3 separate regions of the Homo sapiens genome follow, and regions 1 and 2 are each linked to region 3. Evidence: read pairs that join two places in POLR2A ChIA-PET (ENCODE). Cell type or tissue: PC-9. All regions are shown on one strand.

Region 1 (4,000 bases), 410 kb before region 3:
TTACGAGACCCCAAGCATGGAAACAAAGGAAATTTCTGAGTTCCTTCAAGGGAAATTCCAGGCCCCTAGCTAGCCTTGAGAAGTAAATAAGTAACTTGTTAAACAAAAAAGACATAATGATCCAAAACAAAAGCTAAGGAAGTTAGAGTCCCAGAGATGTTTGGTTTCCCTATAGAAATTAAAGATAACATCTTAACATATGTCCCTGAATTGTCTTTCAGAGTCTTGGAAACCCCAGATAAGGGGGAAGTGAAGACTAAACTTTATGTCCCTTTTGTTCCAAGTTTCCTCCTGAGGGGCTTGGAGAAAGTTACTTCCCCTAACCAGTTGACATGTTTCTACTGACTCAAAATTTTTAAACAAAGCTTCTCTTCCTTAATCCATTGCAAATCAGAAGATGTTTAAATCTTTTTCTTTTCTTTTTTTTTTTGAGACTAAGTCTCTGTTGCCCAAGCTGGAGTCCTGTGGCGTGATCTCGGCTCACTGCAACCTTCACCTCTCGGGTTCAAGTGATTCTCCTGCCTCAGCTTCCCAAGTAGCTGGGATTACAGGCACCTGCCACCATGCCCAGCTAATTTTTGTATCTATAGTAGAGACGAGGTTTCACTATGCTGGCCAGGCTGGCTTGAACTCCTGACTTCGTGATCCACCCGCCTCGGCCTCCCAAAGTGTTGGGATTACAGGCGTGAGCCACTGCGCCCAGCCTATTTTTTTCTTTTTCTTTTTTTTCCTGAGACTGAGTCTTGCCCAGGCTGGAGTGCAGTGGCGTGGTCTCGGCTCACTGCAACCTCAACCTCCCAGGTTCAAGCGATTCTCCTGCCTCAGCCTCCCGAGTAGCGAGGATCACAGGCATGTGCCACCGCATCCGGCTAATTTTTGTATTTTTAGTAGAGACAGGGCTTCGTCATGTTGGCCAGGCTGGTCTCGAACTCCTGACCTCAGGTAATCCTCCCATCTTGGCCTCCCAAAGTGTTGGGATTACAGGCGTGAGCCACTGCGCCCAGGCTTTCTATTTTTTTCTTTTTCTTTTTTTTTTCCTGAGACTGAGTCTTGCTGTCGCCCAGGCTGGAGTACAGTGGCATGATCTCGGCTCACTGCAACCTCAACTTCCCAGGTTCAAGCGATTCTCCTGCCTCAGCCTCCCGAGTAGCAAGGATCACAGGCATGTGCCACCACATCCGGCTAATGTTTGTATTTTTAGTAGAGACAGGGCTTCGTCATGTTGGCGAGGCTGGTCTCGAACTCCTGACCTCAGGTAATCCTCCCATCTTGGCCTCCCAAAGTATTAGGATTACAGGCGTGAGCCACCGTGCCCTGCCTAGATGTTTAAATCTATCTACGACCTGTAAGCCCCCACTTTAAGATATCCTGCCTTTTTAAGTGGAAACCAATGTGTAATCTCCATGCATTGATTTATGATTTTGCTTGTAGCTTCTGGTTTACTGAAATTTACACCTGCCTTAAAAAACCCCCACCTGCAAGCCATTGGTGATTTCAGGTCTTAAGCATGAGCTGCCCTGATTCTCCTTGCATGGTGCCCTGCAATAAACACCTTTCTTTCTATCACTGCAAAGACCTTAGTGTGGGTATCTGGTTTTACTGTGCTGGGTAAGCAGACCTCAGTTGGTTTCTGTAAGAACTCCTGTAAGGAGGGACCTCTGACCTGGATGAGGCAGAATGAGTCAGGTGGGGGGTGTGCTGTAGGGAGGCATGCTCGCTGATCCCCAGGAATGAGAGGGAACTGCATTTCACCCCAATAATCTCACTCAGTCCATCTGGATTTTGCTTGAGCCCTTGTCTTGTACCTGAACCAAGAGTTAGTGACTGAAAAGGCACAGAATGTCATCTTGGGAGCAGGACTTCCTAGAGAGGGGAGAATGAGAAGCCTTGGCTTGTAGAGTCTCACTGTTACTACTTAATGCACAGGGCAAGTGATGGAGCCTGAACATCAGCCTGGGATACAAAGAGGCTGTTCTATAAAGATACCAAATGCAGGCCAGTTCTGGTGGGGCCAAAGGAATTGATACAGGGAAAGGAAGGCATAGGGCAAAGGGAAAACTTCCCTTTCACGTTCTGAAGTTTCACTGAAATGAGCTGACAATAGACAGATTAACAAAAGAAAGGGCACAGACATTTATGCGTAAGCATGGGAGCCATATAAAATGTGAGACTTGTAATGCCAGCTACTTGGGAGGCTGAGGCAGGAGAATCGCTTGAACCCGGGAGGCGGAGGTTGCAGTGAGCCGAGATTGCGCCACTGCACTCCAGCGCTGGCGACAGTGAGACTCCGTCTCAAAAAAAAAAAAAAAAAAAAAAAAAAAAGTGGGACTCAAAGAAGGACCAGATGGTTGTGAGTTAAATACTGTCTTCCTAGGGGAGAGAGAAATGGGGAATGTAGGCAGTTTTGAGGGGAAATGAATGATGTTCAGGGGAACTGATGAAGCCCAATGAACAGACAGTGGCCTGGGACAAAGTTCCTCTGAGCTCTTGGGGAGGCGACAGAAAGGTGAGGGCAGAACTTCATTGTGAACAAAGGCCGTCTTATTATGTAGATAAAGTCTCCCATGTAATCTCTCCAAGCTGCACAGAGAGGAGTAGATGAAGTCTGTTTGGACATGATGCCAATTTTTAGTCTTTTCTCTTTGCCAGTGGTTAATATTTCCTGGATATTTGATGAGATTCTTAGGGAGGAGTCATCTTAAGACAACTGCATTTCTTTTGGAAGAAGTTTTCATCAGTCAAATAAGGGAACTTCCAAAGAGAGCCCCTCCCTGTGCTTGGGAGATGGGGAGAAACAAGAGAAAGTTAGGAAGTCCTTGGTTCTGAGGCAGCTTATAAGGCCCTCCAATAGCTTCTTTTGTTTTGTTTTGTTTTGTTTGGTTTGGTTTGAGACAGGGTCTCCACTGTCACCCAGGCTGAAGTGCAGTGGTGCAATCACTGCAGCCTTGAACTCCCAGGTTCAAGCCGTCCTCACACCTCAGCTTTTTGAGTAGTTGGGACCACAGGCACCATGCCTAGCTAATTTTTTTTTTTTTTTTTAATTTGTAGAAACGAGGTCTTCCTGTGTTGCCCAGGCTACTCTTGGGCTCCTGTGCTCAAGTCATCCTCCCACCACTCCAGCCTGGGCATCAAAGAAAGACCCCATCTCTTAAAAAAAAATTTCTGGCCAGGCATGGTGGCTCACACCTGTAATCCCAGCACTTCGGGAGGCTGAGGTGGGCCGATCATGAGGTCAGGGGTTTGAGATCAGCCTGACCAACACGGTGAAACCCCATCTCTACTAAAAATACAAAAATTAGCCAGGCATGGTGGCGTGCACCTGTAATCCCAGCTACTCAGGAGGCTGAGGCAGGAGAATCACTTGAACCCAGGAGGCAGAGGTTGCAGTGAGCTGAGATCACGCCATTGCACTGCAGCTTGGGCAACAAGAGCGAAACTCCGTCTCAAAAAAAAAAAAAAAAAAAAGAAATCTATAAAAGCCAAAGGCCTCCAGCCAGCACAAAGAAAGAAACAGACATCTGGAAAGACTAATTAAAGCCTACCTGGTTTTGACAATATATTACTTATCTCTGGTTGCGTAACAAATTACCCCAAAGTATAGAGGCCTAAAACATTTATTATCTCACTGTTTCTTTGGGTCAGGAATCTGGGTGTGGCTTAGCTGAACCCTATGCGCAGGGCTGCAATTGAGGGTTGGATGTGCTCATATGAAGAGGGTAGGGCTGGGCAGACATCCCAAATGGCTTTGATCACAGCCACAAACCAAATATAAAAATGTCTAAGGCCGGGCACGGTGGCTCACGCCTGTAATCCCAGCACTTTGGGAGCCCAAGGGAGGCAGATCGCGAGGTCAGGAGTTCAAGACCAGCCTGACCAATATGGTGAAACCCCATCTCCACTAAAAATACAAAGATTAGCCGGGCGTGGTGGCGCACGCATGTAATCCCAGCTATTCGGGAGGCTGAGGCAGGAGAATTGCTTGAACTCGGAGGCAGAGGTT
Region 2 (4,000 bases), 290 kb after region 3:
AGAAATGCATGTATTTGAAACTATGCCCAGAGATTTGTGTGCTGGGCCCACTTTGTAAACCACGATACCATAAATAAGTGAGAGAAATCTGGCCATTGTCCTCAGGGCAGAGGCCTCTCTCTTGGCCATATCTTTTGGGCTGGCAATATCCTGAGGATTATTGCTCCATGGAGCAATGGCCTTTGTGTTCGGAGCCAGCACTGTTCCCCACAGAGTCCCCTTTGGCACAGCAGGCAGGACCTTGCATGTAGACCCTTGGGCCCTTCCTCCCCATCCACGCTTATTAGCTGCCTCAATCTCAAGTCCAAACTCAAAAGTTGGGCCTGACACACACAACGGGTAGCCCACAGCCCAGCTGATCCCCTCTCTCTGGCCAAATCTCTGGTGCAGACCAGACCACTGCGCCACCACCACCATCCTGGCCTTCATCTGTGGGCCCTGTCCGAGGCCAGCAGAAACGATGACCCAGTTGGCCACGCTATGCATGTGGTCAAGGCCAGAGGGCGCCAAGTCAACTGCAGCCAGGTAGTAAACTAAACAGGCACTAAAGGCAGGTGAAAAACAGTGTCTGCTATGCTTTCATGATTACATTTCACATATGCCGGGCTAAACGGAAACTTCTATAAATGACATGAGAACACTTAGAACCTAGATTTCTGTAAACTCCATGTGCCAGAATAGGATTTGGCTCTCTCCTGCTCCTGCCTCATTTGTTTCATTTGGGAAGCTTCTTTGGGTGGCAGAGTCCAGCCCTGGTCACTGGGTCTGGGAAACTGGCTTTTATGGAAGTGAGTTCTCACCCTGGGACTGCTACGCTCAGGAAGCCCCAGGAGCCGCAGTGGCCTGTTCAGGTCTATATGGGAAGAGGTGACCTGAAAGGCAGGGAAAACAGGCAGGCTTTGCCTTTTAGAAACTCTTTGGTAGGCAATAAGGGATAGGTATTTGATGATTTTTCCATTCTTTTTTAAATAACAGATGAAGGATCCACACCAATACCATACTGCCTGGCAGGGCTTGCTGTCAGCACTGTCTCACTTTGAGATGGCACTGTCTCAAAGGGTCTCTGAGCTTTGAGATGGGAAAGACCCTCTCAGAAGCCACACGATTTCCTAGAAAAGGTTTCCAGGCCACAGAACCCTAAACACAACCAATCAAAGCACAGAAAACAAGAGCTGCAAGAAATTCAGGAAGGCAGCCAAGCAGCCCACTCTGCTAGCAGAGGCAAGAGGCGTCCTGAGGAGAGACCACGCACAGCAGGGTCTGCTTATTCTCCCTCTAAGGCTGGGTTTCTCCACCTCCGCACTTGTGACGTTTGGGGGCGAGATGATTCTTTGTTCCTGGGGGACTGTCATATGCAGTAGACTCTTCCCACTAGATTCCAATAGCACCCTCCCCCCACAACTGTGACAACCAAAAGTGTTCACAGACATTGCCAAATGTTCCCTGCGGGACAAAATTGCCCTTGGTTGAAAATCACTGTTCTAGGGTGACCAACAATCCCAGTTTGCTGGAGACTGAGGGGTTTACCGAGGTGAGGGGCTGTGAAACTCTGAGCAAACCAGGACGAGTTGGTCATCCAGCCTTCTTCCAATCCCCTCATCTGCCAAAGGCAAATTTCCTCCTCTATGCTCAGGGCTATGAAGACTAGTTCTTCCCCACCCTATATGAAGCAATCTCCCATACACCTAAAAAGATTATATCCCACCTCATAGTTTCTTCTGGGGCCAGAATACTATCCTTGTCTCCTCTTTCTTCCCCAGGCGCCATCTCTCAGCGCCATTACTTCCACGAGGCTCTCTGAGATCCGCATCAAATTGCTCACATATTTCTTAGATTACTAAGGCTGAAACTGGCCTACTACGTCTGGTAGGGGAAGTGGTCATGCCCTGGGGAGGATATGACCGGGTGCAGAAGTCGGGTCTCCCTTAAGCAAGTGGCCCCAGAGCCCTGTAGAGGTCACCTGGGAGAGAGAAGGACAGGGAAGACTCTGTAGCTCCCCTCTTCTCCCTGACACACAGCCAAGGCTGGCAGAATCTGCTACACACAGGAAAGGGGACTTGAGACCCCCTAAAGATGAAAGGAAACGGAGTCTACTGCCTTGCTTCCCGTTGGGTCAAATACCCAAGGGCAGATGGCCTGTCTCACCCATTAAGGACTCTGCCCAGGAGACCTCACCCTGTTCAGCCCAGGCTTAGCACCCACCCCCAACTCAAGCTTCCTATCCATTTGCCTCCTCCCTTTAAAGGCCTTTCTTCACTTGGTCCCCCGGGAGCATTCCTGTTACTAAGGAAACAATGATGTCATGTGTCCGGGTGGGGCCGCAGGTCCCTCCTACCACCCCCTAACTAGGTACCATGCCCGCTGACGTCACTGCTCAGAAATTTATAGCCCAGCACGGGTATTTATAAGGTGGCTCTGGTGTGACCACATATTTGGTGTGGGGCTGGTGGCTATTTATAGCCAGAGGATATACACTTATTACACCCCCTGTCTGTATTCTGGGCCACCTGTTATATAACTGCCATTATGCAATAACGCCCATTATATAATAATTATGCGCTAATGGGGATATAATCTGCAGGCATAATAAGGACACACTCCCCAAGGGCTGCACTCGGCTGGCCTCCTGCAGGTCGCCTCCGGGGATCTCCCGATCGCTCCACACAGCTCCGCCCAGTCCACAAGAGTCACCAGGTGTCACCCTACTCTCAGCTGTCTGGAGAGCAGCCTTCTCCAGACTGGCAGACTCAACCGCAAAGCCCTCTCTGGATTCCCTCTCTGTCTCGTCCGGTTTCTCATTTCCACAGCCCCACCCCTGGCCTGGAGAGGACGCTCTTCTTCCTCTGCCACTCTTCTCCCTGCTGTATTGTTAAACCCAAAACAAACAATTATGATGAAATAAATCCTGGAAGCATGACTGACGCTTCATCCCCCCATTTTAAGAAAGGAAGCCTCCCGGACACGCCAGGCCAGTTGGCGAAGGGTCTACTCCACACGAAGGAGAGCCCTCGCCTTCCTAGGAGACTTGGGAAGTCGACTCCAGAGGCCAAGCCAGGTGCAGCCAAGCAGGATACTTCCCAGGGGCCCCTCCCTCCAGCCGCAGCCCCCTTGGTGGGGATCTCAGGGCAGGCTGAGGCTTAGGCCCTGACTTCTGTGGTCGGGGTTATACCACCAGCAGGAATCCCCCAGAGTGGGATCCTAACCACTCAGACACCAGTACATGCCCTGTTGGTCACTCCTCCCAGGAATGACACGCTGAAACTGTCACCTCAGGGAAAAGAAGACAGGGACATTGGCTCTGCACTTGGGATGATGCGGGCAAGGGTACAAAAGGCAGCGGGTGGGAAGAGTTAAGACCACAATGGCACTTGACGGAGCCAATTCAATTAGCCCAAACATACCATCTGCTCTTAAAATAGATACCTCTATATTTAAAAGTTACTTGATATATGAATTGATGAAAAAAATTCGAAGAACTAACATGGATCTGCGAAGTGAAGTTGTCTCAGGCACAGGACAGTAGTTTGGGGAACCTGTCTGTCTCTCACATTCTCTATTGTTAAATTTTTACAAAGAATGTGTTTTACTACTATAATAAAAAAAAAAAATCAAATCATTTAAAAAGAGTAGTACTAAGACCCAGACAACAGTTCTGGTCTCCGTGTCTCATGCTGCAGAAACAAACGTCTGCTGTTCTTTGGGGTCTGATACGGGCCTGACAGGATTACCGGTTGCTGCACAGGCCTGGGTCAGCCCAGTAGCAGATCCCCTGTCCTGTTCCCCAGATCAGCAGCCCCAGCACACAGAGACCACTATGCAAAAAATCAGAGAGGAATAACTCAGTAGGGGACTTGGAGGCAGGCTTACAGTTCCAACCAGGGGGAGGTGAAAGGGGAAAGCCCCCAAACTGCTTCAGCCCAGGGCTCTGCTATCCGGAAAAGCGAAAACAACACAGGACACACAGGAGTAGACGATGCTCAGAGGTTCAGTCGACATTCAA
Region 3 (4,000 bases):
GTAATCCCAGCACTTTGGGAGGCCAAGGCGGGTGGATCACTTGAGGCCAGGAGTTCAAGACCGGCCTGGCCATCATGGCGAAACCCCATCTCTACTAAAAATACAAAAATTAGCTAGGTGTCATGGCACACGCCTGTAATCCCAGCTACTCAGGAGGCTAAACTACGAGAATTGCTTGAACCTGGGAGACGGAAGTTGCGGTGAGCCGAGATCACACCACTGCACTCCAGCCTAGGCGACAGAGCAAGACTCTGTCTCAAAAAAAAGAAAGAAAGCTGGTTAGACAGGGTGATGACTTTTGATTAAAAATCTGAGAGATTTGAGGGAAATAAAAGAACTGGCACTGCGTCCCAGAAGGTTATAAAATGAATTTTATTATCTTAGTTGGGGAGGGGAGATTACCTAACTCCCCTAAATGAGTTAGGTAATCTAACTCATTTAGGGTACCTAAATCTTTTTATTGGAAGTCTACACCTGAACTTGTCTGCTGTGGAGCCCCTGGGGTGTATAGCTTGAATATGGGGGCAGAATCCCAAAATTGCAGCCTGCCTAGCGAGTATGCTACAGGTCAAGGGGTGGACTGTTTTCATAAGAAAGTGAGGTTTCTTAGAATTTAAAAATAGAGGCTGAGTGGGGCGGCTCACGCCTGTAATCCTAGCACTTTTGGAGGCCAAGGCAGGCAAATCACTTGAGGTCAAGAGTTTGACCAGCCTGGCCAACATGGCAAAACCCCATCTCTACTAATAATACAAAAATTAGCCAGGCGTGGTGGTGCATGCCTGTAGTCTCAGCTACTCAGGAGGCTGAGGGAGGAGAATCGCTTGAACTCAGGAGGCAGAGGTTGCAGTAAGCCAAGATCACACCACTCTCTGGGTGACAGAGCAAGATTCTGTCTCAAAATAAATAAACAAATAAATAAATAAACCAGAAGGAAAATAGTGGCTGAGGGCCCAGACCTGGAGTCGGACTGAACCCGACTTGATTCTTGTCTTTACCCCTTTAAGCAAAGTGATAGTGCCACCTTGAACCTCAGTTTACACATCTGAAAAATGGGTATACTATTAGTTCCCGTGAGAACAGTTGCCGTGAGAGTTAAATCCAAGGACACACTGTGTCCATATGGTCTGTGTTGCAAAAAGGGTAACGTCTTTTTCTCTTGCCATGTTTCCATTGTTGGAGCTCTGCGGAGAACCACCATAAAGAAAAGCAAGACAGATTTGCTCAACCCCGAAGAGGCTGAGGATCAGCTGGCTGATATAGCCTCTGTGGGTGAGTCCCTTCCTCTGCCACCTATCAGTTGTTCATCACCTATCGCCCAAGAGACATGGTGGGGTGGGGGCAGAGGGCTTGCAAACCGTGCTGCCTGGATTTGGGTCTCAGCTCCACCCTTTCCCACCTGTGCGTGTGTCCTGGGCAGATTACATCATTATGGGAATAACATCCGTGCCTAGCTTCTCATTATTTTGTGGGAATTCAACTAAATGATCCCCATGAAGCATGGCAAACCAGCACCTGGCAGGGACGAAGCTCCCAGTCAAGTTGGTGAATGTTTGTGACTCATTCGGGAAGTATTCATGGGGGACCTGCTTATATTAGGTGCTTGGTTGCAAACAAGACAAGGCAGTCACGAGGCTGAGCTGGGAGGATCACTTGAGCCTGGGAAGTGGAGGCTGCAATAAGCCATTATTGTGTTACTGCACTCCAGCCTGGGCACAGAAAAAAAAAAAAAGACACAAACTGAGCCAGGCACAGTGGCTCACGCCTGTAATCCCAACACTTTGGGAAGCTGAGATGAGCGGATCACCTGATGTCGGGAGTTCGAGACCAGCCTGGCCAACATGGTGAAACCCTGGCTCTACTAAAAATACGAAAAAAATTAGCCTGTAGTTCCAGCTACTCTGGAGGCTGAGGCGGGAGCATCACTTGAACCTGGGAAGCAGAGGTTGCAGTGAGCTGAGATCTCATCACTGCCCTCCAGCCTGGGCAACAGAGCAAGATCCTGTCTCAAAAAAAAAAAAAAAAAAAAGACACAAACCAAATCCCTACCTACATGGAGCTCACAGTCCAGTGCAGGAAATAGAAATTAAACAGAGAATTACACAAATAAACCTGTAATGGTAATGGCACTTCAGGGAGAGGCTCTGGGCTTAGCTTGCTCTAGAAGGATGGGGAGCAGTCAGGGAAGGCTACCTGGAGGAAGTGACGGTTAAGCTGGGAACTGAAGGATGGGTAGGAGATCACTGTGGTGGTGATAGCAGAAGGAACAGTGTGAGAGGCAGGGCTCAGACCTTTGCCACCACAAGGGCCAGAGTTCGAGGGAGGAGGGAACATTTATTCTTTCCCTTCTCACTCCTCTGTCCTATTGATTCATTGGCTGTGATGATGTTGATTTTGACCTTCTAAAGTGAGAATGTATTGTTATTGTTGTTGTTGTTCTTTAATGGGTTTTTGTTTTTAATGGAAGGAAGAGCATCCAGGCAGAGGAAATAAGACTGGAATAAGATTGAGGGGAGAAGGAATTTAGGCTGCTTGGGAAACTGTGTGGCCGCAGTTTAGAGGAAGAAAGGATGGCAAGAGAAAGAGGAAGGGAGGAAGAGAAGGAGGGAGAGAAGTGAAGGAAGGAGGGAAGTTAGTACATCCATGTGTTTCTGATCCATAGTTTCTGATCCACTATTTCGTATTCCCCTTTTATCGCTCGCCCCTAGTTTATAACCTTATTGCTGAGTTTAGGCATAATTTCCATTGCGATCACATATCTCGTAGGGTGGATACACTATGGTTTGTTTAGCCATAGCTCTATTATAGGGTGTTTGAGTTGTTTCCAATAATTTCTCTTACGAAGAACACTGCTGTGCACATTTACGTACAATGACTCCCCCCACCCTTTGGGCGTATTTCCTTGGGGATAATTATAGGATCAAAGATATTAACAGCTTTTCAACTCATTATTCAAAGAGCCATTCTGAGTTTCAAAAACATGGAACCCATTTATAAACCTGCCAAGTATGCATATGTTCATGGATTCCCCACCCAGGCCATCGAATATTACCAATTTAATTTCCTTTCCCAGTTAAGTGGGTTTGTAATGAAACCTTAAAGCTTGTTTTCATTTGCATTTTTAATTTCCAGCCAAAACACGCTTTTCTTTGTAATGGAGAACTCATTCTGCTTCCACTCGTGTGTGCATCTGTTTAATTTCCTGTAAGCAAATGTCAAGAATTGGAGCGCTCAGTAGGTGTCTTGAGTATTTGATCAATTATGTCTGTCTCACGTGTTACGTTACCTCCATTGTTTAAAATCTGTTTTATGACGAGGTACAGTGGTTCACGCCTGTAATCCCACTGCTTTGGGAGGCCAGTGCAGGAGGATCTCCTAAGATCAGCCGTTCAAGACCAGCCTGGGCAACATAACAAGGCTCCATCTCTGAAAAACAAAATGTTGAAAAACTTAGCCAGGCATTATGGCACACACCTATAGTCCCATCTATTTAGGAAGCTAAGGCAGGAGGATTTCTTGAACCCAGGAATTCAAGGTTGCAGTGAGCTATGATTGTGCCACTGCACTGCAACGTGGGCAACAGAGTGAGAACCTGTCTCTTAAAAAAATAAAATAACATACATTCTTAAAAATCTACTTTGCTGGCCGGGCGCGGTGGCTCACGCCTGTAATCCCAGCACTTTGGGAGGCTGAGGCGGGTAGATCGCTTAAGGTCAGGAGTAGGAGACCAGCCTGGCCAACATGGTGAAACCGTGTCTGTACTAAAAATTCAACAATTAGCTGGGTGTGGTGGCGTGAGCCTGTAATCCCAGCTACTCAGGAGGCTGAGGCACAAAATCACTTGAACCCGGGAGGCGGAGGCTGCAGTGAGCTGAGATGGCGCCATTGCCCTCCAGCCTGGGCATCAAGAGTGAAACTCCATCAAAAAAATAAAAAATCTGCATATACATATATATGTATATATATTTTTAATTTTTTTAATTTTTTTTTTTTTTTCTGAGAT

What was found. Peaks named below come from ENCODE experiments on the same cell type or tissue, not always from the same donor. Only the 100,000 strongest peaks of a DNase experiment are listed, where the experiment ranks them.
Region 1: POLR2A ChIA-PET joins it to region 3 with 5 read pairs; 1 of 35 experiments calls an interaction of 5 or more read pairs at or near these places.
Region 2: POLR2A ChIA-PET joins it to region 3 with 29 read pairs; 1 of 35 experiments calls an interaction of 5 or more read pairs at or near these places.

The regions. Positions count from the first base shown.
Region 1 is chr19:13,740,617-13,744,616 of GRCh38, reverse strand. It overlaps a transcript of YJU2B not described here. Among named protein-coding and RNA genes, the nearest start is that of YJU2B, 5.3 kb to the left of the region's middle. In PC-9, no CTCF peak of the experiment used is centred here; a DNase peak (open chromatin) is centred at 1,676; H3K4me3 peaks cover 572 bases; H3K27ac peaks cover 2,236 bases.
Region 2 is chr19:13,035,208-13,039,207 of GRCh38, reverse strand. All of the region lies in intron 2 of NFIX (nuclear factor I X), which reads right to left. Among named protein-coding and RNA genes, the nearest start is that of NFIX-AS1, 22 kb to the right of the region's middle. In PC-9, CTCF peaks have their summits at 2,608 and 2,852 (motif pointing right); DNase peaks (open chromatin) are centred at 1,837, 2,367 and 2,687; H3K27ac peaks cover 1,409 bases.
Region 3 is chr19:13,327,513-13,331,512 of GRCh38, reverse strand. CACNA1A (calcium voltage-gated channel subunit alpha1 A) reads left to right here. Exons shown (of 47, transcript NM_001127222.2): 10 at 1,180-1,269. Among named protein-coding and RNA genes, the nearest start is that of CACNA1A, 180 kb to the left of the region's middle. In PC-9, no CTCF peak of the experiment used is centred here; a DNase peak (open chromatin) is centred at 1,572; H3K27me3 peaks cover 3,866 bases.